Linked DNA regions of Homo sapiens: region 2 is linked to region 1. Evidence: chromatin contacts called from ENCODE Hi-C or POLR2A ChIA-PET data. All regions are on one chromosome and are shown on one strand. The core of a region is the stretch at or near the end of the contact, and the rest is flanking DNA. Distances in the headings are between cores, read along the strand shown.

What was found. A loop is a pair of places that touch in the nucleus more often than their neighbours do. ChIA-PET counts read pairs that join two places held with the same protein, here RNA polymerase II (POLR2A). Pooled maps may share reads with other maps.
Region 2: a map with no recorded cell type shows a loop between it and region 1 (5-fold over the local background). The contact joins the enhancer-like site here to the promoter of GPR68 in region 1. A Hi-C loop is called at or near these places in 15 of 37 single-sample maps with no recorded cell type and 12 of 50 pooled maps. POLR2A ChIA-PET finds 5 or more read pairs at or near these places in 10 of 52 experiments (AG04450, CD4-positive, alpha-beta T cell, CD4-positive, alpha-beta memory T cell and 6 more).

The regions. Positions count from the first base shown.
Region 1 is chr14:91,243,185-91,246,120 of GRCh38, forward strand. It overlaps GPR68 (G protein-coupled receptor 68), which reads right to left and starts at 1,520. Exons shown (of 2, transcript NM_001177676.2): 1 at 1,113-1,520. RefSeq lists enhancers at 48-157, 1,217-1,718, 1,238-1,287.
Region 2 is chr14:91,365,558-91,368,493 of GRCh38, forward strand. The region is part of intron 3 of CCDC88C (coiled-coil domain containing 88C); the gene reads right to left. Among named protein-coding and RNA genes, the nearest start is that of CCDC88C, 51 kb to the right of the region's middle. RefSeq lists enhancers at 92-181, 1,919-1,998. Within about 2 kb of position 1,379, at least 5 of the 41 ENCODE cell types and tissues checked have a DNase peak (open chromatin) inside an H3K27ac peak, as active enhancers do.

The sequences.
Region 1 (2,936 bases), core at 270-2,769:
TGCTGACTATCATGATCATCCCAGAACCACCACCCTCAAGCCCCCAGCTCAGCCAAGCTCCAGTCCTCACAGATGCTGCAGCAATGGCCACCAGGCTTGGTCCTGGCCTGGCCCCTTCACCTGGACTATGCTTTAGCAGGTCAACCATGTTTTCAACGCCCACTGAGGAAAACCAGCCACGTGGCCAGTCCGTAGTTTGGGAAGGCATTGGAGAAAAGAATCAAAATAACACTTTATTACCCAGCTAAAAAATTGAGAAAAACTATAGAGTGACTCAACGCCTGAAAGCAAATCTTTAGCAAATGCAAATCAGCATAGAGGTCTCTGAGGACTTTAATGACCAAGAGAAATTAAGCTCCCAACAGGAAGGAAAGGCCTCTCTGACTAAGCTAGGAGTCTCTTGCATGTCCCAAGTCAGAAGGCGGAGGTGCCTAAATGCTGGATTCCAGCTGGCACATAAATAGTGATCTAACTCGCCCCCCCTTTCGTGCAGCACACACCGGCACGCACACAGACAGTTACTCATGGTGCCAGGGCTGCTCACGGAACCCCAAACCCACAAGAGCTGGGGAGTTTCCCCAGGGCCCAGCTTCCTTTTCCTTCAGTTGGCCAAACCTCTGCATGCTTTAAGCAAGGCTGTTTCATTTTCTGAAAGTGCTTTATTTTTCCCTCTGAGGAGAGGGGAAACATCAGGATGCATTTTTCCTTAGTCCCCATTTTCCCCCCAGATCGCCTCACTCCAGCAACAACGTGGACCATAGCATCTCACTTCTAGAACCCTTGTCACTGTTTCAAAGGTCAGTCCCATCTGGGCCCACGAAGTCCCTGTGAGTCAGGTGGGCTGGCATTGCTAAGCCATTTCTCAGAACCTGAAGCCCAGAGAGGCTAATGCAGGGAGGCTCAAACTCACACAGTCAGTTGGGGTGGATCTGAATCCAGAACCCACGTGTCTAGGCACCAACTTGCTGCCTTTGAGCTTTTTGGATCACAAGCAATAGCAAGAAATACACCTGACATCGCGACCCAGAACACAGACACACACACACACACACACACACACACACACACACACATCTGTACAAAGCAACAAACTTCCCCAAAGCAATACTTACCCTACTTCTTGCCACGCACTCTGATCATTTCTATTCTATTTCAATTTTTTAAATGCAGGTCATGAGCTATGAAGTTGATTTACTGACCCATGAATGGGTCACAACCCGCAGTTTGGAAACAGCTGGATGGACCCCCACCTGTGCTTTCCAGCTTCTCCTAGAGCCTCAGGGCCCCAGGAAGGCAGTGTGGTCTCTGCAACCAGGTGAGGAGCAGGCAGCTGCTGAAATCAGGATGGAGGGAGTCCTCTGAGGGGGGACTCTGAAACGAGTCCTCTCTGACTCTGCCTGCCCCAGCTAGGCTCTGCCTTCAAACCTCAAACAGCTGGGCTTCCTGCAGAGGCTCTGCAGGAGCCTGGGCACCCTTGCAGCCACGATCCCAGCTCTCCCTCCAGCGACTTCCCGCAGCCTGAACCTCCCAGCTCCGGCTAGAAAATCCCCAGCTGGAGGCTGCCCATTCCCGAGCTGAGGCAGAATCATGTGAACTCCAATCTGGTGTCAGGCTGGGCGGTTGCCGAGGAACCACTCGCCAGCCAGAGGCTGAGGGCGGCGGAATGGCTCTCTCCACGCATCTTCCTCTGCTCTCCATGCAACCCAGAGTCAGTGAGCAGCCTCGCTGGGAATGTGAAAGCCTGAGCTAGGGGCAGGTGCCCTCAGGACTGTGGTGGGGGGATACAGGAGGAGGGGGTGGGCTAATTCTAGCCACCTTTCAGCACCTACAGGATACCGGGATCCAGGCAAGGGTGGGGGAAGCCGCCAACATCTGGGTCACTGGGGCTCAACCCTGGCCATGTGCATGAGAACATACCTGGGAGCCTACAAAAAAAATACCAATGCCCGGGCCCCACCCGGGGCTGGTTAAATCATGTTTCCTGGAAGTGACGTGCCAGCATCAGTGGCTCTAAAGCTCCCTGGACTGTTCTAAAGTGCAGTGAAGGTGGGCAGCCACGGATGTGGTGAAGCAGGTAGGATCCTGTTTGGCAGAGCAGCAGAGCGAAGGCAGTGGAGCTAAGGCTCTGGGCATCAGTAAGGATAGGGCGGGCATCAATGTTTTCAACTGTGTCGGTCCCCAGAGAAGGAATCAAGCCCAGGGCTCTGGCCCCGGGGGCCCTTCTGGCTCTCAGGAGCACTTACTAAACTCCCTCCCTCACACACATAACACGGAGGATGGAAAGGCCCAGCATTTTGGCGTAACCACCTCCCTCCAAGGCAGACTCCTTGGAAGCTGATTATAAGCTACGTTGCCAGAGCCAGGAAGCCAACAGATACGGTGCATGGGGCCACTGGGGGTGCGAGTCCTTCCTGCTGGAAGTGGCCAGAGCCCTGTGCTTGGTCCCTGCTCTGGGGACCAACACAGTTTAAAACACTGATGCCCATCTTATTCATGCCAAGAGCCTTGGCTCCACTGCCCTCACTCTGTTGGTAGGGGGTCTAAGGAAATCCCCTTCAGTGGGGCCTGGGCCCTCCAAGCAAATGCTACCACATAGCAGGCCTTTTAAAAACTATTTCCGGCCAGGTGCGGTGGCTCACGCCTGGAATCCTAGCACTTTGGGAAGCCGAGGCGGGTGGATCACCTGAGGTCAGGAGTTGGAGACCGGCCTGGTCAACATGGTGAAACCCCATCTCTATTAAAAATACAAAAATTTGCTGGGGGTGGTGGCGCATGCCTGTAATCCTAGCTACTCGGGAAGCTGAGGCAGGAGAATCACTTGAACCTGGGAGGCAGAGGTTGCGGTGAGCTGAGATCATGCCATTGCACTCCAGACTGGGCGACAAAAGCGAAACTCCGTCTCAAAAAAAAAAAAGTTTCCTACGTCAGTTGCTTCT
Region 2 (2,936 bases), core at 129-2,628, 120 kb after region 1:
ACGGGCTCAATGTCTTGGAGACCCTGAACTGAGCCTGTGCTTTCTTTTGGGACCTCCACCCTTGGTTTGGCAACAAGGTACTCAGCTCAAGTACCTTAAATGACATCCTTAGCCCCGCTCTGAGAACAAGTATGTAGACCCCAACTCTGAGTCAACCATCTACTATGCAATCTGTCAACCACAGACTATTAAAGGCCCAAATCCTCCCCAAAACTACAAAAGGAAGCATGAAAGAGGTGTGAGATTAGAGAACAGCACTCTAACAGTCTTGCTGCAAATTAACGCTGGGGAACGGTTCAGGACGCTATGGCCACTCATCCCATTTAGGAAGGCAGCAAAGAGTGCTCAAAGGTGTAAAAAGATACATAATTGTATGTACAGTAGGAAATGGATGTTGAAAAAAGAAAACAAAACCTCAAAGGAAATATATTACACTAAAATGACAGAATTTTCTTTATTAGAGTGATTAGGGCAAGAGCAAGTTTCCCCAGCATTTTCTAAATATTCTGTAAAGGTTCTCACAGAGACCATATAGTCAGAGGCATCTATTTAACTAGGTATTTCAGCTGTGAACATGACAGACCTACTTAAAAAATACACACACACACACACACACACACACACACACACACACACACACACACAGGGCTGGGCATGGTGGTTCACGCCTGTAATCCCAGCACTTTGGGAGGCCAAGGCGAGCGGGTCACCTGAGGTCAGGAGTTCAAGACCAGCCTGGCCAACATGGCAAAGCCCCATCTCTACTAAAAATACAAAAACTAGCCAGGCACAGTGGCATGTGCCTGTAATCCCAGCTACTTGGGAGGCTGAGGCAGGAGAATTGCTTGAACCCGGGACGCAGAGATTGCAGTGAGCCGAGATTGCGCCACTGCCCTCCAGCCTCGGCAACAGAGCAAGACGGTCTAAAAAAATATAAAAATAAAAAAAAACAAGAAACAAACAAACAAAAAACCATGTATCTGTATCTATATCCATATATCTATAGCCACTCTTTCCTCTGAGACAATTCACCAACTATCCAAGATGAGGAATGAAGTAGATTGCCATTTTAAATAATAGCCACAAAAAGCAAGCTGCACCTTCAAGCATCTTCTCATCAGGAGAAGCCAAGCCTCTTGATTGGGAAGAACAGATGGGAGCCAGGAGCACCCAAGGGGTCTGTAACCAGTGAAGGGGGACGGGGTCCTGGGCGAAAGGCTGACTCTCAGGGTATAAGCCCTGTGAAGACAGAGCCTCAGAGGTCCCAGAAAAGGCCCACTCAACACCTGAGGCAAAGTAAGGGCCTCCTGAAAAGACTTAACAACCTGCCAGGGCCATCTCAACCACTGTGCCTGCTCCAACAAAAAGGTCATTTTCTCCGCAGGTGGGAGAAACATTACAGTCCTGGGAAAGATGCAGGTGGAAACACCGTTCTGTGCATGTGGCAGAGGTTAGCTTCAGTATCCACTGAAAACACTAGGACAGTTGGACCAAGAACAATGATTTCACGAAGAAATGGGAAGAATTATTTTTCTCCTTCTAAGTGAAACTGAATCTCGCAGCTTGATATTTTACCAGGAAGGAAGAATAAACGCTGCCGAAAGCCAAGCGTTTAGGCCCACAGGATGCCCCTCATGTGGCTATGAATGGGAGCTGCTAATGCAGAATAAATGAGAGGGAAATCCCAGAAAAGTTAAGATGAACGCCCAGCACAGGCATTCAGGATGAAGGTGACGCTCACGGTTGCCAAGGAGACCAAGATGGTCCAAACAGCAAAGAGAGCCTTCCACACAGCCAAAGCAAAACCACAAAGAATGCCGCTGTTGACCCACACACGCTAACAGTCAAGACTGAAATAGCAGAAGCATGAGTGACGTCGGCTTCGCAGGTGCACCCAGCACACCTCTAGACACCGTCTTCCCTGGTGCCCAAAGCCGGGGCATTTTCTACACCTTTAGGTCTGCTCTGGGGTTCAGATATTCAGAAGACACGTACTGTGTACACCTTGCAGCGAGCAGAGAACTCTCGGCCTGTCTGGGAGGGAGGTAGACAGTGGCAGCACAGCACAGGGAGTACTGCCAAACTGCCCAGACAAGTCTGGGAAGGCTTCCCAGAGGAGACAGCTTCTGAGCTGGGCTGTAGAGAATGCTTAGGAGTCTGACACGTGAGGGACAGAGCCAGGAAATGTATTAACTGCTAAGTGTGGGCAGCAAGTCAACCCTTCGGTTACCCTGAGCATCAAACTGAACTACCAACACTCTCTGCGCTTCCCACGAGGGTGCCCTTCCTCCCACAGCCCCATTACCACCAGATTACCACCTGCCAGACCCTACTCGCCCTCCAAAGCTCAGCTAAAACGCCCCCTCCTCTAGGCAGCCACCTGATGCCGGATGATTTTTTTCTCCCCTGAACTCCTAATGCTTCCTCAGCCCCCTTCTGCGGCACTTTCTACACTGTGCCATGTCAATCAACTCCCCACTCCGAAGTGGCAAAAAGCTGCTAATAGTGACAGTTGGGAAAATTAAATCAGAAAATATTCCTCAAAATATATATTGAGTACACAGTTTTTAAAAACCTCTTTTGTGGAGGAGGTGTCTTCTCTGTCTCTTCCATGTTGACAAGGGAACCAAGATCTGAAAACCTACTGTTCTGCTCTATCACTGCAATGAGGGTGGTTTCTCTGCTAATTCCTGTGCCTTGAAACCTGGAAAATCTGACACCATATTCCTTAAGATTCACAGCCTGTAGCTGTTAACAAAAGTTAAAAACATTTCAGAGGGAAAAAAAGCTTCGAATTTGTTTTAGAATTTTCCATTAGAACTTGTGTAAGTAGAAGATTGAATATAGATTTTTAAAAACATTCCAAAGTGAACTGGTAATGCTGGCTTGAATATACCATGCTTTCCAACTGTAAAATCCCAAATGCAATAGTTTTA